7 separate regions of the Mus musculus genome follow, and all the other regions are linked to region 7. A link is a loop called in an ENCODE intact Hi-C map of the cell type or tissue named here. Cell type or tissue: gastrocnemius. All regions are shown on one strand.

Region 1 (4,000 bases), 730 kb after region 7:
GAGTCTCTCTGTGCAGGAGTCAGGCTTACACACAAATGGTCACTGAACTGACTGCTCCTTGTGAGCTGTTCTTTTAAAGACCACCAAAGGTTGCTTTGTGCTGGTGGGGTTTTCTCCTACACGTGTTAGTTAATGGATGTGAGCGCAGGCCCTGCCAGCACCACTCTCATGCCTGTGTGGGCCCTGCCTGTGCATTTCAGGTGAGCTGGGCTGGGAGCTGTACCACAGACGAGAAGATTCTGCGACGCTTTATGAGCGCATCATGAGTGCCGGCCAGGAGGAGGGCATCGGCGACTTTGGAACTTACGCCCTGAACGCTTTGAGACTGGAGAAGGCTTTCCGAGCCTGGGGCTCCGAGGTTTGCATGCTAGCATCCTCACTAACGGATGCTTACCTTACTGTATCTAATGTTGGGAGACTAGTTTTCATAGCATTACTACTATCAGTTCCAGCTAGAAGAGAAATCAAATGCCATTAAATGACTTTGAGTAGGGAAAGAACTCCCCTGCCTCTCTGCTTTCCAGATGAGCACTGACTGGGTTTGGGGGTAACGTTTATTCTGCCTTAATTCCCCCTGCTTAGTGGTGAACCCCAGACATTTTCTGGCAGGCACACGCCAGAGGATCTGAGTATCACCTCTCACATCCTTGCTTTCCCTCTGTTACGTTTCATTTCCCTCTCACAATCATCCTTAGGCGAACTAATGTCCTTTTCTTTTGAGGGACAGGGACAGTGGTCCCGTGTGTGTGGGTCTAGTCTTCCCCACCAGTGGGAATCAAGAGCTTCTCTGTGTACAATTGTTAACCACTTACACAACATTTTTATATGCATTGATTCTGCTTTGCTTCTGTCTTAGTTTCCTTCCTGTTTCTGTGGGGGAAAAAAATACCCTGACAGAAGCGAATTCAGGGAGAAAGGGTTTCTTTCAGTTCACAGGTCCAGGTTACAGTCCTTCAGAGTGGGGAAGTCACAGTGACAGTGGCTTGAGAGAACTGGTCATGTCACATCCATAGTCTAAAATGATTGCAAGCCCCTGGACAGCTGCTAACTGGCTTCCTGCACTTTACCCAGGATCCCCTGCCCAGGGAATGTGGTGTCCACAATTATGAAGGGTCTTCCCACATTGACTGTTGTCATCAAGATAAAGCCCCTATGCGCGTTCCCAGAAGCCCTTGTTCTATGACTTAGCTTTACCACGACTCTTATTTTGCATACATTCACTGGGTTCATTGAGCCCCCAACATCCAGATTCCTGTGACCAGGGTCCTATTTACCTTGTGGGAGAAACAAAACCCTAACTTTTACAGAGAACTGACGTTTTAGGGGCCATTGTAAACATGAGCTTCCGAGTGGGGACTCTGGGGTTTAAATCTATCCTTTACTTAACTCTTGGCTGGCTGGCCTGCTCTCTTATAAAATGGAGTATTTATCCTAAAGAATCAGCGCAGACGTAGAGATGGTTAGTAATGAGCCGAACAAACACACTATACAGTTAATTTCTAGGTTAACCTGAGAGCTCAGGTACTTACCCTTGGGCCTTCTCATTGATGCAAGCTTGCAGGAAGCCGGTCCTGCCTGCTGCAGCGAACTCAAGTTTACAGCCAGGACTCAGGCAAGGCCAGCTGCCCTCAGAAAACAAAACAAATTTGTCCCCATGCTCAGGAAAAAGGACAGAGAAGCCACCCCTTGAGAGTTAAACATCGCTGTATTCTAGCCTCAATTTTTCTGATGTTTTTGGTTTTTTTGTTTTTCCTTCTGCTTCCTCTCCCTGGGCTCCATTTTAGGGTCCTCTTTCCCAACAGTGCCAGAGCGCCCTCTAGTGCAGAAACATCGGCGAAGTCGCTCTGTTTCCCTGAAAAAAAAAATCTCTAATTTTGGCAGACTGAAAAATAATTTCAGAGTAACTCAAACTAATTTAGGAAATATGAGAACACTTTTATGTGGTGTAAAGTAGTCTTACGTTTATCTAGTTTATGTCGACTCTTTGGGAGGTTAGAGCAGGCAGTTCTCATTCCCATAAAGAAATGAACAACAAAAAACCCGACTTCCAGAAAGGTCCTCTGCTCATTAACACTTAACTGAGTACATCGAGGTATTCTGTTCCCATTTCTATACATTTAGCAGTTCCTCCTGAGTTCATCTCTTTCATTTCCCCTCAGTTCTCATCGTATAAATTAGAATCTTCAAAAACCCCTTAAAAACAAAACAGTGATAAAAACCCCCTAACTTCATTCAGGTTTAGAACTAAATATTGGATTTCCCCTGAATTGATGCATCCTATCTCGAGTCAGCTAGTTCTGAGCTTTAATCCTCCCTTCCCGTTTTCTTTCTAGAACTCTGCAAAAGCCAGTGTTCTGTCACCTGCTTTCCCCTCTTTACCCCCATTCATGGCTAAATGCAAGCTAAGCAAAGTTACTTGTTACTTTTTTAAAAACACAATTATGTAATTAAAATTATTACATAACATACATGAGATTCTTGTTTGTGAAACACCATGTACTAGCCTTCAAATATTTATTAAGGTAAAAGATCGGAGGCCAGAGAGATGGCTCAGTGGTTAAGAGCACTGTGTGTGCTTCTCCTGCAGAGAAGCAGAGGTCAGTTCCCAGCATCCTCGATGGGCAGCCCCGTTACTTCAGTTCTGGGAGAGCACACCTGCACACACCCACACGCAGACATGAACACATACATGTACACGCAATGAAAACAGATAAATTCATTAACACCTTTAAAATAAAAGAGCAGTGGAAACCAACCCAATGTTCAGTCTCTGTGTTTGCCATATTTAAAAATAACAGCATTTGCCAAAGGCTTCATTTGAATGGAAAATACTGCTTCAGAGACTAGTCCATAATTGGTCTTTTAAAGAATCTTTACTCAAAAACCATCCAGTGTCCTTAATTCTGGGGAGACTAATATAAGAAAGTGATGTCTCTGTTTCTATCATTGTTATGCATCAGCTCAAGGTGGGAGCCAGTGTTTGCCAGTATTTGCTGAGTGAAGGTAATGGGTTTGTTTCTGTTTTAGTAATCTCTTCATCTCCCCTCGCCCTGTACTTGCTGGGAGTGGTGGTGAACTCCTTTAATCCCCTACCTGGAGGAAGAGGCAGGCAGATCTCTCTGAAGTCCTTTTAAGGACAGCGCAGTTCTTCAGTGAACCAAATTAGCAGGCTCACCTGGGATTCAAAACCTGTTTCCCTTCCAGATGAACTGTGACACAAACCCCTTGGAAGCTGGGCTGGAATATTTCGTGAAGCTGAATAAGGTATGTTTACGTTCCCCAGGGTGTATGAAATGAATGTGAAGGTGATGGCAGTGTTTTACGACAGAGCCACGCTTTCTTTAAAACTTAGCCAAGTGTGACTACAGAAGAAACGAGTTGAATATAAATACTAAACATGGCTTGATGCTCCGTGTGAATTATCCGCCGTAATTTGATCAGCTTCACTGTGGAAGAGCCTGGAGACGTAAGGCAGCAGAACTCAACTTCTTTAAGGGTTAAGACTTAAAACCCAAGGCGCTGGAGAGATGGCTCAGTGGTTAAAAGCACTGACTGCATTTTTCAGAGAACCTGGGTTCAAGTCCCAGCACCCACGTGGCACCTCACAATTATCTGTAATCCCAGTTCCAGGGCATCCCACACCCTCACACAGACATGCATGCAGGCAAAGCACCGATGCACATAAAATTTTTTAAAAATAGTTAAAAGAAGACTAAAACCCAAGGTGAAAGTTAGTAAAAATCACAAGATGATTAACAGATTTCAACAGGCATCTTTATAGAAATTGTGCTGCATGTATGTTGTGTGTGTATCAGCCACCCCTGGTGGCTGGTGAGGTTGCGCGTCAGCTAAGCAAGCAGTAAGGACATTGACTTTCCCTGGATGCTTAAAGGATAGAAGAGCCTCGCCACATTGGGTTAAGCAGGGGTTTATGATTCAGTTTTGCGTCTAATGATAACATCTAAATGTAAACACAAGATGTGTTTCCAACGTGCCCAGT
Region 2 (4,000 bases), 250 kb after region 7:
ACTCATTCTGGCTCAGCGGTTAAGAGAACTGGCTTCTTGCTCTTCCAGAGGTCCTGAGTTCAATTCCCAGCAACCATATGGTAGCTCACAACCATCTGTAATGAGATCTGATGCCCTCTTCTGGTGTGTCTGACGTGTACTCATATAAATGAAATAAATAAATCTTTAAAAAAAATTAAGCACACTCTGCTTTCCTGTAAGAGTAGAGCCATTAATTTAGTTTAGCACTACCTTTCCTAATATAAATAGCAAGAGAGGAAGAATGCAATAAGCGAATTCTGTGGCTGACTGATAGCTCTGGTAAAAAGACCAGCAGGGGCACCAGGCACAATGCAGTGTAGACTGGTTAACATACTGAGGCCCCAAATTCTATGCTGAGTGGACTCTTTCCCCACCAAAGGAAAAAAAAAAAAGCTGTGAAGACTTTATATTCTAAAGTTTAGACTCAATAAAGAAAGAAGCACGTGTTTACAGCAGCGTCCATTAGTTGTTAGGTTTTTTTTTCTCCTATCTTTTTCATCAGTGAAAACATTTGAACCCACTGTTCCACAGGAAAGGGACTCGTGTTTACTGAGCATTTATGATATGCCAGGCGTTGGCTAAATGTGTTTGCTTTATCCCATTTCAAATAGTTTGTTTAAACTCAACAGGATATATCATATCCATTTCTACAACAGCGAGTCTTCATTGTCAGTCTGACTCAGCGTAGAAACACTATGGAAACGTGAGTGTGTCTGAGGGCACTTCTAGAAAGGTTTAACTGAAGAGGGAAGAAGACCTTGGAATGTGGGTGGCACCATCTGACAGGCCCGGTCCCTGGCTAGATAACCGAGGTGTGGTTGAGCAGTCTCGGCCATTATCTCTGGACAGAGTTCACTTCACCACCTTCCTGACTCGGTGCCTTATGGACGATACCTTTAAACCATGAGCCCATATAAAGTAGTCCTCCACCGAGCTGCAGTTTCTGTTGAACATCTTATCACATTAATGAGAGATGTAAGTAAAATGCATTCTAAAAATTAAATGACAGGGCAAAATGATCAAATGCACCAAGAAAAAGCAATACTATGTTCGAAGAAAGTTTAAAGGCACTGTACAATAAATGTGGGAGGTTTTTGATTGTTTTTAAAGGTAAAATTAAGCTATAGGTCATCTAGTGTATGTGACACTCAAAGGCTTAAGATTTCCACACAAACTCCTCTTGCATCTGTTTCTGGTTCTCTGTGTCCTCTCCCACATCTTATCTCCCCTCCCCCACCCCGTTTCTCTCTTCTGCCCCACTCTCTGAGTTGCTCTCTGCTCTTTTTCACCTTTCACTTAATCTGATTACCTTCTGCCTTCTTTTTTTCCTGGCTTGTTATCTTTTAAACCAATTATTGTTTTTTTTTAAAGCCTCTGTGGCTACTGACCTTCCCCGCCCCCCCCCGCCCCGCCTCCCCGCCCCCCCCCTCCCGCCTAAGCTGGGGAGAGAGAGAGAGAGAGAGAGAGAGAGAGAGAGAGAGAGAGAGAGAGAGAGAGAGAGAGAGAGAATCGCTTCCTTTACCTCGCCTGAGCCAAAATTACACCTGGTATCAAGGTGTTCGGGTGCAATGTGCAACCTAGATATAAAGTCCCAGGTACTCAGAGTCTTTTAGCTAATAACGGCAACGTCGGCAGAGCAAGTCCCAGCGTTTGAGCTGACGCCTGAGCCTGCTGAAATTCTCAGGTTGCCATGTTGAGTAAACCGCTTGTAACTCTGTAACTCAGAGACTTGGGAGGTCTCCGCAGATGAGATGCTGCCGAGCAGTTTGCTAGAACTTGCATTACAAGACCAGAAACCTCAAAGGGAATTCGCCCTGTGGCCATCTGAAAGTAACACCGTGTGGAAAAAATCAAACTGGTTGACCTACAAGTCTGCCCTGCTAGTTAAATCTGAGAGTAATGGGTCTGCTTTGGAAACTCAAACCTACCTAATGAAGGATGTTTCTCCTTGGAGTGAATGTTCAAACCACACCTGGTATAAAACACCCTTCTAAAGCTGAGACAGGGGGCTGGAGAGATGGCTCAGCGGTTAAGAGCATTGAGTGCTCTTCCAAAGGTCCTGAGTTCAATTTCTAGCAACCACATGGTGGCTCACAACCATCTGTAATGGGATCTGATGCCCTCTTTTGGTGGGTCTGAAGACAGGCTACAGTGTACTCATGTAAATAAAATAAACAAATCTTAGAGAGAGAGAGAGAGAGAGAGAGAGAGAGAGAGAGAGAGAGAGAGAGAGAGAGAGAGAGCTGAGGCAGATTCCTGGAAGTAGTTTCACGTAAATCACGAGGCTCGCCGTTCTCCCTTCCCTCCAAACAAGCAGGCAGTGAAGAAAACGAGTGTTGAAGACCAGAGCTGGTGGGTAGGTGGTGAGTAGGTTTAGAGCCGGGCCGAGCATCTGATATCATTTCCTGAGAGAATTCCTGACAAGATGCAGTAAGTTGCTAACCCGGGAGGGGTGGGAGAACTGTTGTTATGAGCACTTAAGGACCAAAGTATTGTTTCTGGCAATAAGAGCAGCATTTCAAATCTGCAATCTTATGTCTTTCACATCTCTTGGGGGAACAAACAGTTCTTCATTTTATGAGGAAGTCTTTTTAACAAAACAAAACAAAGCAAAAACAAAAAACAACAAAAACAAAAACAAAACAAAAGTCTCCTAAAACCCAAAAGTATTTAGACCCCTGCCAAGGCCCCTTACTCCCTTCAACAGTACCCCAGCATGATGTCTTGTGTCATTTCAATGCATGTATTATTCCAGTAATACAGTGTGCAATCTCTGCTTAACGAATGCCAGCGTTATACTTTGGAGATGAGCAAGTGAATCATCCAATTGGTTTAGGAAAAGAATTGCTAGCTTCTAATTGGAAGAGAAAGGAGGAGGAAGGAAGGACTGAGGTAGGAGGGAAGGAGGGAGGAGAGAGCTCAGCTGGGGGGGAGACGAGGCTGTATGGGAGCTCTCCTGGGGCCTGAATCTTAGCAGAGCTTTTCATTCTCTCCTATAATTCCAGGAATGAAATAGACATGGCAGTTATAAAGAAGTTTTGCAAATTTGCACTCCAAAAAGGACCACGGCCAAAGCTTTTCTGGCTAACCGCATGTAACTGGTTCAATAAATGAGTTTGACTCCATCAGGGGTGAAGGAAAGCGACTCTGCTCTTTCTAGTTGCTTTGCTTTCAGACCCTTAACGGGTCCTTCTCTGCTCTGATATAAACTCTCTGGAAAAGCCCCCAGCTCTGCTGCCTCTGCTCAGATATCTGCCAGCCCAGTACCATTGACAATCAAAAGGTTACACTCTCGTTTGATTCAAAGATGGTCCCCAAGCCTCGCTCCCCTGCCATCTGTCCTCAGAACTGAATTAAGCTTGCAAGCCTAAACATGGGAAATATTGAAGGGGGGTGGTGGCACAAGAGGACGCTCCTCTTTCCAGCTCCACTACCTTCTAAATTTTTGCCTGCCATTCGTAGCTTTCTTGTAGTCCAATGGGAGTGTGTGTGGCATTAAAACAAGAACATAAAATTAAAAATTTAAAAGTCTCTACGATGCATCTTAAGAATTATAAAGTAATACTGTCAGTATCTTCAACGTTTCTTTTATGCTTGATGCCCCTTTCCTTCTTTTCTGGGTAACTAAGACATTAAAACTTGTTTAATCATTCCTTACTTCTAATTTTTAAAATTATTTATGTGTACCACTATGCATTTGTTACCCCGTTCTGCCTGGCTTGCAGTGTATGTATGTGGGATTATGTGTAACTTGTTCACGGTGTTAGTTCTTCAACCGTTGATACACTAAAGTATAATTCATTCAGCTTTGCTACTCCATAGTATTTAGCACTGTGAGTAGACCACGTTTAGGTACCCGCTCAACTGATGGTGAACACTTAAACTGTTCAGTTGTCTCTTTATGAACAACACTGCTATAAAACAATTCTATGCATGGGTCTTGCTGTGTGTATGGACAAGTCCTAGAGTAAAAACCTAA
Region 3 (4,000 bases), 160 kb after region 7:
AGTGCTCGCTGATTCTAGACCTTCTGCCCTCATTCTGACCTTCCACAGTACAGTGTTTATATAGCATAAAGTCCTCCTCAGCATATAGTCATAATACTCATAATTTCTATCGTTTCCTGCAAAGTTTTTGAGGGTAGAGTGTGTTTCCTTCTTGGTAGTTGCTTCAAGATTTCCAGCTGATGGTTTTCTGCAATTGGCGGTACCCTATACATGTACACGGGACTACATGTATACGCATGTGGAGACCAATCCCTCATGTACAGTTTACCTTAAAAAGAAAAAGCCATCACCACCAGCCTGGAACTCACTGACAGCACAGTGAGCCTCAGGGATTCTGTCTCCATCTCCCTAACAGAGATAACAAGCACAAGCCACAGTGCTGGGCTTTCCGCCAGTACTGCAGGTATTGACCATAGGAACTGGGGATTAAGCTCCAGTCCTTGAGCTCACAAGGCAAGCACCTTACCAGCGGAGCCATCTCCCCAGCCTTCAATGCCACTCTTGGGCTACTCCAACTTGAACAATTCTGGTCTTGGTTGGGCATTCTGAAATGATAAACCATCACTTGCCACCCCCAAAGCCTTTTGATAGGACCACCCAGGAAGAGATACCATTGATGACATGCTTACGATTAAACAAAACATCCATACTACTATTGTCATTTTAGGGCTGGATGAAAAGGGACAAAGTAGAGACAAAGTAGAAAGCCTTAATGCGTGCACACACACACACACACACACACACACACACACACGTATGTATGTATATAGTATTACTTAATCTCATTCGCCTTATTGATAGATATTTAGGACCAGAACGACTTTTAGGACAGACGTTGCTAAAACATCACCCAGGAGAGCCCAGCTGGCCTGGAAATCAGTCTTCCTGCTTCTGCCTTTCTATTATTGGAATCACAAGGGCAGGCCAGCCACACCTGGCCTTCATGATTCTTCCCTCTAAGGAGTGTATGGGATGTTTGCACCAAAATAGCTTCCATACAGCAAACTAGCCCAGCGCTAGAACTCTAGGAGGCTGCCATACCTTTGAAGGTAATGGACAGAGCCTTCTGACTCCAGACCCTTCCCCAAGCTCAGGCAGGCAAGATTGATCCAGGGCGGGGAGCCAGAGGCAAGTATTCCAGCACAGTTTTGCGGTTAGGCAGAACCCCAAGTAAGTCTCCAAGAATAAACGAGCAAGTCACAAGGAGCTGGGAGGCGGGGGTGGGGGAGGGGGTGGGGGCCGACTGTGAACTTTGCTGCAGGCGGACCTGTCACTCCTGCTGACAGCAAGCACCTTGCACCTTCAAGTTTTTAAAGAAGGCGGCGCGTCCCAGACAGTGTGCTTGGCTCCGGGGAAATGAACTTCTGAGGTTGGAAAGGGAAAGGAAAAGGTTGGGGGGGGGGGGGTGGCCACTGGCCCGGCGGGACACCTGTGGAGTGGACAGCTTTGTTAGGTCCGGGCGGTTCCCGCTCAGGCTACCTGGCGTCGGGCTCCTCCTCCGACTCGGCCGCCGTCTCCTCCCCCTCGCCCTCCGACTCCTCCTCCGTCTCCAGCTCCTGGGCCACCTCCTCGTCTGCACCCCATCCTAGGAAGCCCTGGGCTGCGAGTCCGCTGTCGCCGCTCTCCATCGCGCCTGTCCTGGCCGGAGTCGGAGCTGCCCACGCCTCGCCCGGTGTTCTCCGTCTGACTGCACTTTGCCAGGGCCCGCGGGGCTGCTTGGGTTCCCGGCGCGCGGGGCGGGGTCGCCCCAAGCCTTTAAATAGAAGGCGTCAAGAAAGTTTCGCCACGGAGCTTCTGCGGCCCTGGCTCAGCTTCCTCTGGTTCCAGTCCCTGCCAACTTCCCCGCCCGTTTTGGCAGATCTTCAGCGGCCTTTGTGGCCAGGGCAGAAAGCAGTGTTGAGCGTCAAAAGGACCCACCAGCCCAGCCTTCCATCTAGTGGCCTGGTGGTTCTTACACTTCTAGCTGAGCTGCGGGTGCTTCGTGCCAAATGAGGCAGCATCCAGAGAAGATAACGTTATGGTTTGTAGCTAGCTTAAGGCCCCACTGCTCTTACTGTGACAATGGAAACAAACTAGCGCCCTAGGGGACTAAGATCTCATTGGATCAAGTAAAGCCAGTGCTTAACCTGTCAACCACTGCTCTAGGACGAAAGCCCAAGATCCTCATAGAGATCAAATCCTGACTAATCCACTTTTAGAAATCAGGTATTTACACAGTATCAAGTGAATTCTTTCTGCCTGAGAGGCCCACCTGTTCACTTATTCAAGATCACCACCTTTCTCTGAAATCTCCATGTTTGAACTCCTGCTCCTCTCCAGGAACTCAAAGCAGTCTTTTGAATATGATTGTTTCTGTTTGTAAGATAATGTTTCTGAAAAGGCCTAGACCTGTTTAGTACAACGGTTAGAAAGACGGCTAGATCTCCAAACCTTTATTTTAATCATCGCAGATTCTTACAATTGTTAAATGAGATGGAAACTAAGGGTATTATTCTCCAGTTACATCAGCTTGTGTGCTGTACATCGGGTCTGAGGACAGAGAGGTATAGATAGGCATCCTCTTTTACCACTGATTTTGCCAAGACCCTATTTCAAACTAACTCAAAATTTAGAATTATTTAGAGTCCACACGTCTAATACTAACAATATTTTAACAGCACATCCAAACAAAAAATGTAGTATTCACTTGAAATTGAAAAGATTTTAAGTCTCCAGCTGGGGAAATGCTCAATGGGTGGAGCACTTGCGTAGCAGACACCGGCTGTGTTTAATCCCTAGCACTGAAAAGAAATTGTAAAAAACCAAACACCTTTAGCTGATACAGCTGGACTGCCCTGAGTATATGATCTTAAGTGCTGGCTCATGGATTCCAGTATGCAGATTTCTTAAGCCTTTTGTCTATTTGTTACAACAAATAGTCTGACTAGGAGAGTGGAACCACTGAAAACAACATGGTGGCAATGCAAGAGTCCACACTACGGCAAAGTCTGAGGCTTTATTAAATGCCATAGTGCTGCAGAGTAGAACACCCGTCCCCAAGGGACTATGATTGACAAACATTACCTGAGGTCACACTGAACTGTTATACTCAATACACTCTGAGAAAGCGCTGCACAATGTGGGATAAATCTTAGAAATGTTTCCAAGAAAAAAAATCATATGTAAATTTTTTTAAACTGCATCAAAAGTACTACAGATCAGTATTCTAAAAAACTGACCCATAGAGAAAGCTCTAATCCTAATTATAACACAGAAGTAATGTGGTTCACAGGCTCCAGATGAGCTTCGTCCCAGACACTCTTCGCATTCAATAATCAAGCACGATTAGGTTCCGATCAGTTAAGATAATTACAGCCTTAATATCACAAAAACAACTGCACAGAAAAATAACACCTCAACAATGTCCAGATATAAACTTTATTCCATTTGACAGCATACAAAAATTTAAACTTAAAAAGAAAAAAGAAAATATGCACCCTTTGTAAGTCAAACAAAGTGAAAGTTTTAGTTTTTTAATTGGTCTGCAAAAAATAGTTTAGTGGTACAAATTGTACCACTGTAGGCCTACAAGAAGTTTGCAATCTTTGAAAAAGTTAAAACTGCCTTCAAGATTACTTTTTATATTTAAATGTACAATACAGGTACTGACCAATTTACAAGTATTTACATAAACTAAAAACAATCTTATTAAACAGCTTAGCTTGCATCTGAACTACTACTTTCATGTGGAAGAGAAATACTAAAAAAGATTTTTGTATAAACATTAAACTTTTATTTATAACTTTATTGTCTTATCTAAAACACTTTGTAGTGGCTTACTGCCTAAAAATTCCAGTTTAGATTATAATCCACGGAAATCTGATTCTACAAGTAGGATATAATCTCAACGTTGATGTTTCCGTTTTCTGCTGTTTCCTATCATGAGGAAAATAAAACCAGGAAAACAGGCGAAGCCACAGTGCACAGGTTCACTGTGCTATCAGAAAGCAGAAGAAACTCC
Region 4 (4,000 bases), 320 kb after region 7:
AGTAAGCTGGTCAGTTGGATTAGCCCTCCTGATAAGATGAGTTTGGTTGAGAGAGAGAGAGAGAGAGAGACCCTCCCTCCATCCATCAATAAGGTGGACAGCAATCAAGGAAGACTCCTCACGTTAAACCTGATTTCCATTCTATCGTGTACACATGTTCCAGCACATGCACACACACATGCATACACACATGTGGGAAAAAAAAGGAAAAAAAAAACTCCTCTCAGTCTTTTTAATATTTCAAATTTAAAGCAAGATCATAACTTTATAATGTTCAGGTAAATGATCAGGCAGTCTGATTAGTTATAAATTAGCCCTAACACTTTGCCAAACTCAAGCAAGAAAATGTCAATGGAAAAAAAAAGCAAAATTGTTGTTCCTTAATTAAAAAAATCATGTGTTAACATTAAAAACATGTATTAAAAACCACATATAGCAGGCAAGCAAGGGACATTCTTGTAACTGCATTGCTTAGGAGGGATTAGGGAAGAGAGCCCAGGTGTTCAAGATCTTAATCAAACAAGGCAAAACAAAACCCACCACTCCTGGCATGATCTATAGAATTTTAGCTGACTTTCTTTTGAACTGCATTGGCATTGATGTACTATTCTTCTAAGGACAATTTAATGATTTTGTAATAATATCATGTCCTGGATTTCTCGGGTCACTTCAGGTTTTGAATGAAGTGAGTTTCATGTTTCATGTCAAATGAGTTTAGTTTGTAAAATGTGGTCACTGACTCTTTGGAGTAACTGAAGTACTAATGGCCTTTAGCAGGGTGCAGCACTTCTATTTCTGAACCACAATTGTCAAGTTAAATGGAATAAAAGCAAAACTCATTCTGTGAGTCTAACCAATAAAAGGCCCTTAACAACACAGGGCCATTTTAAAACTTCATGACTTTAAAAACACAATTTCACATATGCAGCTATAAATTTATAGACGGCTAGTCATCCTTGCCACATTAAAAAAAATGAAAATATACTCGAGAGCTATTGTGCTTACAAGATTCAAAATAATCAGGAACCCAAACGTATGTTTGTGTTAATAAAGTAGGACTTTGTTTCCAGACTGTAATTCATATCCTTGGTAAGTCAGACCTAAGGTGATTCGTTGGCACTTGCGATGCTGTAGAAGGGTAATTATCTGAGGGAACTAAGTTTACTTTAATGAATTTGACTCATTATGCCTTGCAGAACCATGGCTATGCAGCGAACTGCAACATTTAGAACATTTGGAAATCTCATTCTGCTTTAATTACTATCCTTTGTAACAAGAGGTTTGCTCCTAACTCTACTCTTTTTTTTTTTTTTTTTTTTTTTTTTTAAGTTAAAACGCACGCCTTTAGGAGGGGAGAAAGCTTAAAAGTTGACTATGTTCAGAATGGTATTTAGGATTCCTAAAATTAACGGTGGTTTTCCCCGAGTCTACCAGCAGTGATCACTCTCCCTCCCACGATTCCCTGCAGGTTGGGATGTGAACAGCCCGGGGATGCTGCTGCAAACCCAGTGGGAGAGGGAGACAGGACTTTACCGGCGACACTTCGGCACTGTTGCTATGAGTGATTCATTCGCATATGGCACATTTGTGCCAAGGAAACCTCCTCCCGCCGCTTCCTTCTCCGAGCTCTCCTCAGACTGTCTCCGGCGCCTTGGCCTTTAAGGAGAAGCGAGAGAACCGGGAGCAGGTGGGCCCGGAGCAGCTCGCTCAGCCCGCCTCCCCCAGCTCTTTCCCTAATTTAGCAGTACTTCCGGCCGCGTGACATCATCCCCCGCACAAGCTGACGTGAGCGGAGGGTGACGTATGTGCGGAGAGGAGCGCGCTGACGTTGCTATTTAAAGGTCCTTCTGCGGGGAGGATGGAGACACAGCGCGAGCACCCGGCGTGCGGAGCGGACGAGGCCGTGGCGGCCCAGAGCCAGCGCAGGAGCCGAGCGCACTGCCCGTCCGCCGCCGGCCGCTAGGGGAGGGGAAGGAAAAAGGGACGGACCGACGGACCGGCCAGCTCATCCCCTCCGGTGTTGTTCCTCAGCGCCCCGGTCCGAGCCCGGGCCCCGCCTCCGCCGCGCCCCACCTCCTCCGCCGGCCTGCGGCGGCGGCAGCGCTCCGCCCCTCGAGCCGGGAGGGCCGCGCTCTCCGCCCCGCCCCGCCCCGCCCCGCCCCCTCTCCTGCTCCGCTGCCGTGCTCGTCTCACGCCGGCGGCGCGGACCGGGAAGCGGCGCCCTCGGCTGCGCTCGGTTCGGAGCCCGCTCCGTGGAGTCAGAGGCAGCGACGGGCGCCAGGCCGCCCGGGCCGACGGAGTCAGCCGCTGAGGGGAGTGTAAGGAGGCAGCGGCAGCCCCGGGAATGTGAGGCGGCGCGGAGCGGGAGAGACGAGCCGGGGTGGGGGCACGAGCCGCGGCTGCCGTGCCTCGGACGAGCCGCCAGCCTCTCGCCTCAGCGCGCGGCCGCCGGGAGCTTGGGGGCTGGGTGCAGGGGACCGCGCGGGGTTGGGTTCTCTGATTCATTCATTCTCCGCCGTCGGGAGCCCGAGGCCGCGGGTGCTGCGAGGAGAGGCGGGAAGAGGGGGCGGCCGCGAGCGGGGCTCCATTGTGCTCGGCGGGGGCCGGGAAGCCAAAGGAGGTGGGCTCGGGCCCCTGCGCTGCTCCCCGGCGGCTGCGCCCCCAGCTAGCTGCCAGCCTGGAAATGGCTCCGCTGCTGCTCCTCGGGAAAACGAATCGATCCTTCCCAGCCTTCTCTGCCTGCTCTCCACCTCCTCTCTGCTCCGAGTCTTAGGAGGACGAACATTCAAAGGACAGATTCCAATGTGGTGTGCCGTGCACATCGGGAGCGGCTGGGGTTTGCACTTCGAGATTTCTTCTATATAATTTTTTTTTTTAAACGTAAGGGAGGCAGTAGCATTGCTGCCTGTAGGATTTTTATTCAAGTGCACGTCGCGTTGGGTTGCACGCTCCACCCCCAGGGACCTGGTGTGGTGAAATTTGAACCCACCGCCTTAGCCCAAAAAGGCCGAGTAACCTGGCTGCCTGAGTGTCGTGGAAGACGTGAGCGAAATGACCAGCGAACTCATTTTTTATCAGACTTGCTGAAGCTGGCTTTTGCGTTTTTTCTACACGTACGCTTAATTTTGTGGAATAGTTAAGTGCTATATTCTCCGCGCAACCTTTTCAAATTCCAAATGTTTGAACATTTTGGTGTCAGCGCGAGTGAAATCATTTTACCGACAAGAACTAACTGAATTGTCTGCCTTGTTGAGTTGCCTCCGGAAAAGATCTCGGGGGTGGAAAAGCAACTGCAAAATAACAGACGGAGAAAATTCCTTGGAAGTTATTTCTGTAGCATAAGAGCAGAAACTTCAGAGCAAGTTTTCATTGGGCAAAATGGGGTAAGGATTTTGTGCTTATCACAGCTTTAAATCTGCTTATGCTTGTGTGGAGTTGAACGGTGGTGGTGACCATATTTTTAAATCCGATCCCTTGCAAAACGGGTACTACTTTAAATTAGAGATTTTATTTGCATTATTGTAGAGCGACACCAGAGGTCCTAATTAGAATGTGTAATGTTTGTAACTCAGTTATAGTTTTATTAATTATATATATATAAAGACAGTGCACTAGTCTACCCTGTACCTCTTAATTGATCAAACTGCTATATAGGTTACTAAAATTTTGCCATCTTAGGTTTGGTTGACGGTGTTGTTCAAAGAGAAGAGCTGCATTCTTCCAGTACTTTGTAGAAATAATCAGCTGTTACAAAGAGAGAATTGTAATGAGTAGTTAGACTCCAGTCCTTGAAACTGACCCTTTGTAAGTTGGTGCCCTGGCAGTGCCCTCTGTTTTATCCTTGAACATCCGAAACCAAATGTACAGCTTGGTTTATTGGGCATTAAACGAAAATCGCAGTGTTTCGATGTCCACGGTGTGGGTGCTGGAGAGACAAAGCTGTTGGTTGAAGGGACTTGTTCACTTTTTCTGTTTGCCTCAGACCTTTAGCTGGTGCCAG
Region 5 (4,000 bases), 77 kb after region 7:
ATGATTTATGTAAATGCCAGCTGGAGGTGCATGCCACAGAAGATGAGTCACGTCAGAGCCCTGTGAACAGGCTGATCTTTCCTGGGAACTGGCTTTCCTCATTGATGGTAGGAGAGACCACCCTAGGACTCAGGGGTTTCTAAAATTGTATTCTCATAGCATCAAGGGCTCTGCAGAGAGAGTTAAAGAGTCCCTAAATAATCTTACTCAGAGGCTAAGGATTTGAACCTTTAACTATGACAAATCTGTGGTTGAATTCTCCCTGTCACTTGCTAGCTGAGGAACTTGTTAGAGTCCTTGTGAGGGTATCTGAAGTACCTGGGCCAGCACCATCACAATACCGGAGTTCCTTATTTCTGTGCTGACCAGAGCTTACCTCTCAAATGTTGGCTGACTCCTGGGAACCTTTTCTGGAAATTGGCTAGCACAATTGCCAAAGGAAGGCTTCCCTCTTAAAGCCTTGCATTTGGGTGGCATATTGCAATGTCAAACATCTTTCCTGTCCCTGATTTCATGTGATCCTCACAAGCCCAAAAGGTAGCAGACTAGAGTCTCCCATCCCTGTCATTGATCTGTGTCAGGGATTGGCAAACGGAAACCCATTGAGATAGATGAAGCATGAGAGGACTGCAACCAGGGTTAAGCAGCTCAGGGAGAGTAGCCAACAGGAACCCAGGGTAGAACCAGGGCCAGCATCAGGCCCTGGATCTCAGGCAGTGCTCTGTCAGACTATCCTGAGATCACAGCATGCTTTTCTGAGCTCTCAGACTGACACACATTGGTGGCTTTACATAGCAACCAACCAAACAACATTAATGATTCCTGAAGCTTACCTCCCAGCAGTCAGAAGATACACAGACAGGCTGCTGTGTTTGTATATTTACTGCATTTTCAGTTCTGCAGAAGTGCCTGCATCCCACCCTTCCTCATATTCCCAAACCCAATACACTGTCTGATCATTACTTAGCAACACCTGTCTTCAACCTGAAAGAAACTATAATTATTGTTCAGTCATATGAAACCTTATATCATAACTAAATAAATAGCTGCTCGATCATGGTGCTAATCAAGAGCTTAAGTACACATTACTAAAAGGTTGTTTGATTTTATACCATTACTCCTAACTTCCTGACAAAATTGTTTATCTCAGTAAATGTGGCTAAAGAACAAAAAAAAATGAAAAGCAAAACCAAAAATATCTTCTATCAAAATTAAAATATCAGTTAGTAAGTAGTAATTAGTACTCTAAATATTTATCATGGTATATGAAGGGGCTTTCTATAGCCATGACATCAGAAGGTAAGGAAATACCACCTCATAGATGAGTTAATATTTAACAACTGCCTAGAGGATATGTGGTCCTTCCTTGATAAATTTTAGCTTTATCATTTTAGTGAGGGAGCCTCAGATTCCCTTTACACTAGAAGAATCTCTATATTCTTCATGTTCTTGGAGAAGCAGGTCTGTCTCTGTGATAATATATGTGTCATTAGCTCCTTTATGTTGCTAATATATGGTGGAGACAATCAGATTTACATTACACATACGCTCACTATTAGTTTCCTGAGTTAGGTGGTACCTATTCTGACAGAGCTAGTAAAAATGGCACAGAATGTGCATAAATCCTGACTAATGATTCAAGTTAAATATACTTCAAAGAATGTTCTATTTTATTAAAATTTGCATACATTTCTCTTACAGGGGAGTTATTATTCTGCATTGCAGCATGCGCTCGTTCTATTATAGACGCAGAGTTCATTGATGAATGGTGATGGCACTGCAAATCAAGTCAACAGCTTAATTAGCTCAGCGGGACTCAAGGATGCTTTTCTTGCTGGGTAAGCATAAGCTCAGATAGATAGCCGGGGTGGGGCCTGGAGCATGGATTCTGGGCTCCCGGCAGCCTCACTGTGGAAGGCCTTACCTCAGGCCCTCGCCCTCAGGAGAGTGCTGTCTGCAGTACTCCAGAGTGTAGGTCTCGGTGGCCTCCGGGTTGGCAGGCCGCCATCTGACAGTGGCAGTGTTCCAACACACAGTACAGTCTTCTACATGAATCACAGCTGTGGACGGTGCTGACCGAGATAGAGACAAGTTAGTCACAGACCAGGGGCAACTCTCAGAAGATTACTTAAGTATGTCTTTATTTTTAATTTTTGTATCAAAAAAAATTGAGCTAAAAACTCAAAGGAGATTTAAAAAACAAAAAAAAACAAAAAACAAAAAAAAAAAAACAAACAAAAAAAACAAAAACCAAACAACCCTCCACACACACATATAGCTAAAAGTATCTCACCTTCTTCTGCACTACAAACTGTCAGGTTCTCTCCCATCCCCTAACAGTCCCCCAAAATTTGATTTTAATGAGACCCAGAGTGTTTGTGTTATATAACTACTATATAAACAAATACAAATATTCTTTCCCTTCTCCTTTTACCTGAAAGGTAGACATAATCTTGTCCCCAGTATATGGTCAGTAAAGATTTGGGTGAAAGAATCGTCTGCCTCTGTGTTTTAAGTTATTAAGACAGGGTCTTATGTAGCCTAGGTTGCCTTGGAACTTGCTACGAACCTTGAACTCCTCCCTCTGCCTCCCAAATGCTGGGCTGGGAGTCTATGTATGGGCCACCATGCAGGGCCAAATGCTTGCTTTTAAAGGCAGGGAGAAGGATAAAGGACCAATGGGCAGGAATAAGCTACTTCCTGCCTGAGGTGGCTGCAGTGATCTTAAAGGCAAGACAGCCTTTGCTATATGTCTCAGAGCGCTTGGCAAAAAGATTTCACCATGAGAGTATATTCCCAGTCGAAGACCATGGCTGAAACCAGTCTGGGTTTTCTCACGTCTATGTAAGGAAGTCTAGTCCTAGTTTGCAATTATACCTTACATGCTAAGCCTTTTAAAAATGGTGTCTTTCCTTATTGTCAAGCTTAAGGAATACGGAAGCTCTTCCAGTGCCTCATACCCCAGTGGATACTTCATGTCTGCTCAAGTTTTCTTTAAGAGGAATCTGCTCTAGGCCAGCTTATCTTTTAAAGCAGTGGTTTTCAACCTTCCTAATGCTGTGACCCTTTAATACAGTTTTGTGGTTGACCCCCAACCATAAAATTATTTTCGTTGCTACTTCATAACTGTAACTTTGCTACTGGTATGAATCATAATGTAAATATATGATCTGTGAGCCTTTGGATTTGACCTCCAAAGGGGTCACCACCCACAGGTTGAGAACTGCTGATGTAACGCAGTCTGTGCAGTTCTCAGCTCTAGGGAGCCATTCCTGGGTCTGCCTGCCCTTCCCCTGTCTGTCTTGGCGTTCTCTTGTGTGTTATCATAGTTAACGCCTGTAAGCCTAGGCCCTCGTCAACCATTCCTAATGATCTTCTGGTTTTTAACTTCTCAGCTTAACTCTGACCTTCTTGCAAACAAGCACTCCATCTTTTTGTTTTGTTTTGTTTTGTTTTTTCGAGACCAAGTGTTCCATCTTGTTGCTATTGTTATTGTACTTGAGGGATGATCCCAGGGCTTCGTGCTGCTGGACTGACATTCTACCAATGAGCTCCACCCTAAACCCCAGTGCAGTCTTAGTTTATACCCAGCATTTTGCCCAATACCCAATGCATAGCTAGTGCTTCTTAAATACTTACTGGTTGATGACAAGAGTCTGTGAAGAACTCATTATTAACTCATAATAACATCTTAGCATCTGCTTACCTGTTCTAAAAATTGCTCTTTCACTGGGCAGGCTACATCCGGTGAAGTTGACAGCCATCACCCACACTTGGTAACATCGATCGGGTTCTAAGTCTTCAAATATGCAGCAACTTTCCTTCACTGTTAATCTATATTCTTCTACCAGTTCTAGCACAAGACCCAATTATTAATTCAAAGATGTCTTATATAATAAACTAAAAATTAGTTACTGAAAAACATAGTCTGTAAATTTTACAGAAGACTCAAACTGATAACTTTACAAATATTATTTGTGATAATTTTCTCTTAGGATAT
Region 6 (4,000 bases), 83 kb after region 7:
CCCTTCCCTCTTTCCCTTCCCTCTTCCCCTTAACCCTTCCCCCTTCCCCTAAGAATAAACATCAAAGACTGCTTAGAGTCACTCTCAGAAAAGACATACTACATAGATGACTCTGACAAAACCCCAGACACCTAGAAGAAAGAGACCAGCTGAACTCTCTGGAAGAGGTTCAGACCAACTGAGCCATCTGGAAAGGCTTCTCTAACCTGTTGAGCTGACTGCAGACTGTTAAGTGTGCTCCAGGTTTCCAGCTCTGTGATCTGTCACCCACACTGGGATAGGCTTTGATGATGTAGCTGTTTTTGTGTCATGCCTGCTCCTGTGAATAACCCTTCATATTCCTGTAAGTCACCCAATAAAACTCATTGGTTCCCCAAGTTCGGTTTTGATGTTATCTATAATTTGGTCTGTCATGGCTCCCTATATGGGCCAAGTAGATATATGTGTGTGTTGTAACTCCCCAGGAAATATCTGGCGTATGGTCTTTTGTCAGAGTCACATAATACATCGTCACTGTTATATGGTAACAGGTCATTTTTGTCTCTAGAGATGGATTTAACCAACTTTATACTGTGCCCACAGTTACCTCCACAGAAACTTTTGTCTAAATTAACTTTACATTTCAAAAGATTTAGATTTTGTGGGTCAGTTGGTGGAACGTTTGCCTAGAATGGAGGAACCATGGGTTTGGTCCCCATGACCATGTTAACCAGGTGTATAGTGACTCCTTGAATCCTAGCACTTAGCCAATAGGCCTGGGAAGACCACAACCTCAAGGTCATCCTTAGCTACAAAGTGAATTGCAGGACAGTCTTGGATACATGAGACCCTGTCTTTAAGAAAAAAAAATAATCAACTTTAAAAAATAATTGTTAAGTCTTAGCAACAGTGAGATATTCTACCATATTTTTCCTCATTATAACTGGGCTCCTGCGTTTTGCAATGGGTTGTTGATACTGCCACATGCTCATCTAATTTCCCAAGCATGTGGGTCTGTCTTCAACAAGCAACACCGAATGCCAGCACTCCCCGCACTGATTGACTCATCAGGATATACAACCTCAAGCTGCCTGCTCTTAGGCCTCATCAGAAGTTCTGAGCAGAGAGATCTGCACAAAAGTTTAGCTTGGGAGGTCTGCCATCTGTTCTCCACGCTAAGCAGTGTCACGTCTATCTCCCATTACTAGGTGCCACTGGATGGCTATACCATACCTAGACCCACACCTTGAGGATTGCGAACTCTGAATCTACAAACCTGATACTCAGTGTTGTGTGTGCATGAAACTTACTGTGGAGGACACTGGCCTATGTACAGCTCACCTCCCCTCTACGGAGCAGAGCACACCACACTGTCTCTCAGACTTCAGCACAGTTAAACCTCCATCTCTCTGAAACGTTCGGATGACACTGCCTTCATGAAGATGAGCATCGCTTACTTGCTCCTGTTATTTTGAGCCCTCAAAGTCTAATCTGAATCTCAGTATCAATGCTCGTGTTGACCATTGTGATATCTGAATGCTCTCCCCTGATACCAATTTCCAGATTGTTCCTTTCCTCTAACATAGTAGTATGTGGTTGTTGAAGGATTTTGTTATCATTCCTGTAAGTGGCTAAAAAATGCTTTGTGGAAGTATAATATCTTAATGTGTATATATTTATTTATATACAATTTAATTTATATATTTTTATATACAATTGTCACGTGTATAGGACCTTAATTTACAGTAAGATGCAGAAATATATGCCAGCATCTGTAGCTCTGCAGCAATCTTACCATTTATTTCTTGATCATCCTGAGGCTCCTCTACACAGTATACCTGGAATGAGTCCACAACATCCTCCTTGTTCACGCTCCAGTACACTGCAATTGTTGTGCTGGTAGCAGAGCTTGGTTCCTGGGGTTCTAGTCTGGGAGGCTGTGGAACTGGAAGGAAACACAATTCACTATGACTAATGCTATTTTACTGACTGTTGTGTTTAAAACATGTTCAATGTGTTGTTAAAAAAAAAAAACCAACAATACAGAAATCTATGGGATAAAAGTAGGAAGGTTCCCCACTGCAACCTGCAGCCTAACTCCATTCCTTTGATACAGCCACTATTAGAGTGGAGTGTGAGGAGCGTGCGCGTCCCTCCATTGTTTCCCCTGCATTTCTGTAAGAGCATAAGCAACACAAATAGAAATGAACAAAAGTGCGCCCCCAGCTGGGGTCACTGCATAACTACTCTGTAGTTTTATACTTAGAGAAATAAACTTACACTGACTAATTGACTATGCAATAACTTGGCTTTGGATATGCTTTTTAGATAAGAAAATGATATACTGTTCTATATTGGCACAGTTTATAACAATAAAAAACAGTGAATCTTTTTCAGATATAGGATCTTCAAGTGAAGGAAACATAGTAAATATTAGACTAGAATGTTTAAAGCTGCAATCCATCTTTTTTTTAACATAATAGTCCTACAATTGTTTTAATTAGATGTAAAAATAGAAAAGAGTAGAAGTGACCTCTTGATTAAATGCCATGTAAATTGTAGATGCCTGATGTAATCCATGGTTCTGAATTTTAAAGACAACAATATCCTCAAGTGTTTTACTGGAGATTCTTGAAACTTATAATCATGTGTATTGAACACTAGTGCTGCATAAAATGCAATTATCTTCCTGCACTTATTAAACAAGATCATTGCACATATTTTACACATCAGAGAAAAAGATTATTCTCATAGTTAAAAAGACATCATGCTTTTAAAATTTGTGTGTTTGTGTGTGTGTGTGTGTGTGTGTCTTCCCCATCCAACAAGTTCATGAGAGATAAGCATACAGGAATAATGTAGGCCGAATTTATAAGTTGACACTCAGGGAAAAGAAAAAAAAAGTTAGTTCATCAATAAGGTCAAAAATGAAAAACAAAATAAATGAATTTGAAAAATGGAATAAAAAGACCAATTGAAATGATTCAATAAAGATAAAGAAGTGAGGAGTGATGCAGTTATAAAAAACGGGAGCAAACGAGGAGAATGGTGAAGTTCATAGGCCAGAACAGAAGCTGGCTTCTAAACGAGAGGCACCCCTCCCCCTCTCTGCATCACATAGCCTCAGGGTTATGTCCTAGGCTTGTTAAACGAAGCAAGATAATGTAGATCGAGTGTTTGAACTGTGTCCGCTAGAAGCAGCATCTGGGGTGGCAAGACAGCCGTGGCAGGAGGAACAAACAGTAGAGAAGAGAGCAAAGAACTCCTAATCGTGAAGGCTGAACTGGAGTCTGAGTACCTGGCAGGCAGGTCATAGAGGCCATAGAGACAGGACACACTGAGCAGACACCTGCCTGCCTCCTGCCTGCCTCCGCCTTTCCCTGAAGACTGACAGCTGTATCTTCTAACAGAGAACCTAAGAGTGGTTCTCAATGCTACAGCCTTTAATACAGTTCCTGTTGTGGTGACACCCAACCATGAAATTATTCCGTTCCTATTTCATAACTGTAATGTTGCTACTGTGATGAACTGCAATGTAAATGTCTGATATGCAGGATATCTGACAGCCCCAAGGGGTCACAACCCACAGATTGAGAGCTACTGCTCTGAAGGTGTTCGTCCACAGAGAGGATCCAGCAGATTGTTGTGTGGCCCAGGTCTATAGAACAGCCAAACAAAGCACTTCAACTATTATTAGTCTTTGAAGCAGCATGGAGAGCTTCCTGGAGCATGAATAATGTGAATGATCTTCCCAGTATAAATTATACACAGGACTGGAGCTAACCTTGCAAAAAATGGCAACATCGTTCTATATCCTTTCTCTCTAGCACAACTTCACAAACTTAAAAACTGATTGTCAACCCCCCACCTACCACCTAACTTTAAGGTAGAGCCGCTGCAGGGAACTAAGCATAACATGCAGGCTAGAAGTGATTTTGTTTCCCATCCAAAGAGTTAAAGTTAAAATATCCTTTTCTTCAAACAGGAGATACTGTTACTCTTAAACATGCTCCAAAGGGGA
Region 7 (4,000 bases):
GGTCTGCTTCAGCAAAAACAACTCTCATAAGATAGTTTCCAGAAAGACATCTCATGACACATCTGACTCTCCAAAGAAACCAGAAATTTCCACTTCACAGGTCCAATTCTCAGCACCTACCTGGTGGCTCTCAACTCCAGTTCTAGGGATCTAATGCCCATTTCGGCCTCAGCTGGCAACAGGCACACACGTACATGAAGACAAAATACTCATACATAAATGATAACAAGTAATTTAAAAGAAGAACAGGCAGAAAATTAGCAAAGATGTGGAAGACCTGAACTCTGTCAGCCACCTTGACTTGAGTGTGTATCTAGAACACTTCCACAGTCATAGCACAATGAACATTCTTCTCAAACACACAGGAAACACTCTCAAAGATAGACCACATCTAGATATACTCCCACCAAAACACAGCAATGGCAAAGTCACTGGAAAGCTGTTCAAAGAAAATCTTTACACAAGTCCAACTTGATGACCTAGGGCCAACAGATCAAACCAATACAGACTAAAAGCAGAAACTTAACCTTGGCTGGACACAAGAGACCATGAATGAAGCTCTTATGGCCATTGACAGGTTGCTTGATGGAACTGTAATTGATTAGTTGTTGTCTACTTTTCACCTTTGTTTTCCTTATAAATGGCACCTGGCTGGAATTCTCAGAACACACTGGAGGTGGGGGAGGGGTGGGGGTGGGGGTGGGGTGGGGTGGGGGCATCAAGTTAGAAGTAAGACATTGTGCTGCTCTGTCGCAGTGTGGTGACCGAGGAGAACAGCAAGGGACTCGTATTCAAAAAAGCTAGAAAAGGAGATAATTGAGGACAGGTATGTTTAATATAAAACATTATACAATGTATACATATATGGAAATATCACATGGTACCCTATAGTGTATTTTTATATATTGGTTAAAAATAAAAATTTAAAACCCACACACACACACCAAAAAACCTTCTTTGTTTCCAAGAGCTGCCTAATTTGTAAATCCTTCTTGTTTTCTTTGTTCAAAGAAATTTCATAAAATTCAATTCATTATAGAAATGTTCCTTTCAGCAAACCAAGGCATAATCTCCAAACATCGTGGGGTTCATTTGGAAATCCATAATGTAAAGGCATTTTGAAAATGCTGCTATGTTAAATCTTGTGTCTATCTCTCTGTGTCACTTTCCTTTCTGTAGGACTATTTCACAATAAAAAGAAAACTTGAGCTATTTTAAGCTGACCCAAAGTGAAAATTTGGTGATATTAGTGATGACAGCCCCTTATTAATAAAGACCCGGATGAAAGAATACGGGGAAGCAAAGAGGACTTCCTGCAACCTCTGGAAGGACAAGCCTGTCACAACCAACTACAAGATAGAGTGAAAGAAACTCTCATGTGTCAACACATCGTGAGACACGGGTCAGGGCTCTGTGCGCCCCGTGACATTGATCACCCTGTGGTTTAAATAAGACGGAGGAAACAGAAGTTCTTCATCAGCAACAAAAGAATCTCACAGAGGACTCAATGCTGACAGGCCCTTGGGATAGCTGATCCAGAGAGCAGTGAACCATCTTATACTGGAGAGATAGTGGAGATGGGCAGCTGGCCATCGGAATCTCTGCTCTCCCCTCCACAGGGTGGACTTGGTACCCATAATCTAAGAGCTGGGGACATAAAAACAAGTGGGCCCCTGGGGCTGGTTGGCCAGTCCTCAAAGCTTAATTGTCAAGCTCCAGGCCAGTGAGTAAGAGAACCTGTCTTAAAAAGTATTAGAAAGGTAGAAAGGTGGACTGTGCCTGTGGAATGATATTCATTCTCTCTCTCTCTCTCTCTCTCTCTCTCTCTCTCTCTCTCTCTCTCTCTCTCTTTCCCCCCTCATATGTCACCTGCACACACATATAAAATTTAATGTAATGTACAGAGGATGCCAATGAATACACATGCTATTCATGTCGTTCATTACTGTTACCTTCATGGAATTATCAGACATTATTTGAAAGTTAGTTAATTCTAGGAGACTGTTCTATGGTTATAGCCCATCTCTAAGCGACTGTGACCATTACACGTACATCAAAATGCAAAACAAACAAACCCTCATCGATTCCCTTAAGGTTTTTAGAAACCTTATTAGAACAGTCAACTAGAAACTTTACAAGCCAAAGCTGCGGAATCAGTTCTTTCTTAAGAGCAGGACAGGTGACTCAAAGCCCAATTCACCAGGTGCCTCTGCCATTCAGCTGCAGGTCCAGCTATGGCCAGCAGAGGGCAGTGTTATACACAGACTTTGCCACTTTGGACGCTCACTGTCCGTGGTTTGGGGTATTCTTTTCCGCCTTATTTTTAATCGCCTGTCTCTGAAAGAAAAGCTGTGGTATTTCAGAAGTGACTGTTTTTCCCCAGGTTCTTATCTGCTTGTGTTGCGTTTTGTTACCTTGCCTGTTTCTGCTGGCTGCAACAGGCTCGGGTGATGTGGGGAGGCATTCTAGGCTGGAAGGGTAGAAATGGGCTCTGCAATAGGTGTGCCCTGGAAAGTGGGGGCGTCCCCAAACTCCCACCTTTTCCTCGAATCTGCTTGTGCAGCCACCTACTCTCTTTGTCTTTTCTTGGGTCTCTCTTCACCTGCCTTGTTTCTGCCGCTGACTCCATCCATTTCTCTCCCACACCATAGCAAGCCTGGGGCTACAGTGACCTCCAGTGATGCCTAATTGTGCGGTGCCTGTGAACATTTTCAGAAGCTCCTGTGTGAGGCCCTGGGACCCACTGGTGAGCCCAGTAAGAAACTGTGTGGCTCTTTCCTGTCCCCTCATCTCTTCATAATGCTTCCTAAAAGAGCTGAACTCCGGCACCCCCTTCCCTGGAAAACCTCTCTGGATCTTGGACTGACGCCGGCATTCCCGGCATCCCCTCCGTGATGCTTATGACAGTGTCAGCTCCTCACCGTTGCCTGTCCCTCTCTAAAGTCTGGGAGTCAGGAACTCTTTCTTCCCTTTCCCTCTTTGCATTTATGCTGCAAGCTTCTTTTGGGACCTTGAGGACAGAAACGCGAAGAGTCTTGATGTCGGTCCTCCCAGCGTGGGGCACGCCGCCTCATCCAGTTAACTAGCAGGCAGAATCTGGGCCCAGCAAGTTGTTCTTTCCTTCCCTAAAGACTTCTATAGACAACAGCCCCTGGCCTCTGTCTCTGAAACTCCCACTCACCCTCGCATCCACTAGCCATCTGTCTCCCTCCCATATTTCTGACCTTTCAGAGAACAGATGAGTCAGACACCCTGTCTAGAGTCCACAGACATTCACTTCATCTCCAGCCTCTCCAGATCATGTGCACTGGTGACTACATCTAATTTCTCCTTGAACTGCCTGCCTTGCTCTCTCCAGTGGCCTCACCTTGCCTGTGCTTCGGCCCCACTTCCTCCTGTGGGCAGCCCAGCCTCAGTCCTCCTGTGGGCAGACTGTGTGGTCCCCAATCCTGTGGGCAGCCCAGCCTGTCCTGTTTTCAGCTCCGGGGGCTTAAGTGTTGTTTTCTCTCCTTGTGACTCAAAATGAGTGTGGACTCAGTTCTCAACATCAGAGTAGAATGACATGTTGACCATAGAGATCAGCTTAGAGGTAGACAGTGAGAGCAGCTATACCATCAGCCAACTGCAGAGTCGGTGGAATTAGGAGAGAAATTCTTCTGTTGGAGGAGCTAGAACAGAGGCATATTGTCATTTAAAAAAAGGATGATAGGAAGAGAGTAAAAATAATAATGCAAGCCTGGGCCTCCTTGGGATTTTCAATGACATGAATTTATATATTCTACCCACCCTGCCCCCCTTTTAAAAACCAATTAGAGCTCCTTTATCCAGCTTTGCCTGCACCTAGAACTGCTTCCTGTTCAGTGTGGCTGTAGGAGCTGCTGGTAATCCTGTTGTTTCCGCCTGATCGTCAGTTTGGTGTCTCCTGTAAGGGATCAGAGTGATCACTTCTGAGCCGCCGAGCTTACTGTTCTCAGCAATGCCCAGCTCCAATGGAGCGGAA

The links. Hi-C counts contacts between places; a loop is a spot of excess contacts. Peaks named below come from ENCODE experiments on the same cell type or tissue, not always from the same donor. Only the 100,000 strongest peaks of a DNase experiment are listed, where the experiment ranks them.
Region 1: it touches region 7 in a loop (3-fold over the local background); 12 of 42 quality-filtered maps call a loop at or near these places.
Region 2: it touches region 7 in a loop (5-fold over the local background); 36 of 42 quality-filtered maps call a loop at or near these places.
Region 3: a loop joins it to region 7, with 3 times the contacts of the local background. A loop is called at or near these places in 14 of 42 quality-filtered maps.
Region 4: it touches region 7 in a loop (2.1-fold over the local background); 6 of 42 quality-filtered maps call a loop at or near these places.
Region 5: it touches region 7 in a loop (3-fold over the local background); 12 of 42 quality-filtered maps call a loop at or near these places.
Region 6: a loop joins it to region 7, with 3 times the contacts of the local background. A loop is called at or near these places in 12 of 42 quality-filtered maps.

What each region holds. Positions count from the first base shown.
Region 1 is chr13:93,717,355-93,721,354 of GRCm38, forward strand. It overlaps Dmgdh (dimethylglycine dehydrogenase precursor), which reads left to right. Exons shown (of 16, transcript NM_028772.3): 13 at 201-358; 14 at 3,205-3,264. AW495222 (expressed sequence AW495222) reads right to left here and starts at 1,821. Exons shown (of 3, transcript NR_045086.2): 1 at 1,530-1,821. In gastrocnemius, a CTCF peak has its summit at 1,818 (motif pointing left); a DNase peak (open chromatin) is centred at 1,806.
Region 2 is chr13:93,238,504-93,242,503 of GRCm38, forward strand. No RefSeq gene overlaps it. Among named protein-coding and RNA genes, the nearest start is that of Gm41020, 42 kb to the left of the region's middle. In gastrocnemius, no CTCF peak of the experiment used is centred here; no DNase peak of the experiment used is centred here; H3K27ac peaks cover 744 bases.
Region 3 is chr13:93,142,879-93,146,878 of GRCm38, forward strand. Cmya5 (cardiomyopathy associated 5) reads right to left here and starts at 1,846. Exons shown (of 13, transcript NM_023821.3): 1 at 1,480-1,846. The coding sequence starts at 1,628. Tent2 (terminal nucleotidyltransferase 2) reads right to left here. Exons shown (of 15, transcript NM_133905.3): 15 at 2,977-4,000. In gastrocnemius, a CTCF peak has its summit at 1,924 (motif pointing left); DNase peaks (open chromatin) are centred at 387, 1,122 and 1,845; H3K4me3 peaks cover 2,451 bases; H3K27ac peaks cover 3,252 bases.
Region 4 is chr13:93,301,920-93,305,919 of GRCm38, forward strand. Homer1 (homer scaffolding protein 1) reads left to right here and starts at 1,838. Exons shown (of 10, transcript NM_147176.4): 1 at 1,838-3,383. The coding sequence starts at 3,379. In gastrocnemius, CTCF peaks have their summits at 1,432 and 1,955; DNase peaks (open chromatin) are centred at 1,825, 2,013, 2,931 and 3,915; H3K4me3 peaks cover 3,124 bases; H3K27ac peaks cover 3,260 bases.
Region 5 is chr13:93,061,519-93,065,518 of GRCm38, forward strand. It overlaps Cmya5 (cardiomyopathy associated 5), which reads right to left. Exons shown (of 13, transcript NM_023821.3): 8 at 3,707-3,853; 9 at 1,925-2,072. It overlaps Gm31745 (a long non-coding RNA gene), which reads left to right. Exons shown (of 4, transcript XR_382755.4): 3 at 1,702-1,838. Among named protein-coding and RNA genes, the nearest start is that of Gm31745, 4.5 kb to the left of the region's middle. In gastrocnemius, no CTCF peak of the experiment used is centred here; a DNase peak (open chromatin) is centred at 2,007; H3K27ac peaks cover 2,570 bases.
Region 6 is chr13:93,067,505-93,071,504 of GRCm38, forward strand. Cmya5 (cardiomyopathy associated 5) reads right to left here. Exons shown (of 13, transcript NM_023821.3): 7 at 1,775-1,924. Gm31745 (a long non-coding RNA gene) reads left to right here. Exons shown (of 4, transcript XR_382755.4): 4 at 1,188-2,020. Among named protein-coding and RNA genes, the nearest start is that of Gm4814, 3.8 kb to the right of the region's middle. In gastrocnemius, a CTCF peak has its summit at 2,214; DNase peaks (open chromatin) are centred at 1,854, 2,172 and 3,109; H3K27ac peaks cover 290 bases.
Region 7 is chr13:92,984,661-92,988,660 of GRCm38, forward strand. No RefSeq gene overlaps it. Among named protein-coding and RNA genes, the nearest start is that of Gm41019, 19 kb to the right of the region's middle. In gastrocnemius, no CTCF peak of the experiment used is centred here; DNase peaks (open chromatin) are centred at 1,596, 2,250, 2,730, 3,351 and 1 more place; H3K4me3 peaks cover 388 bases; H3K27ac peaks cover 1,744 bases.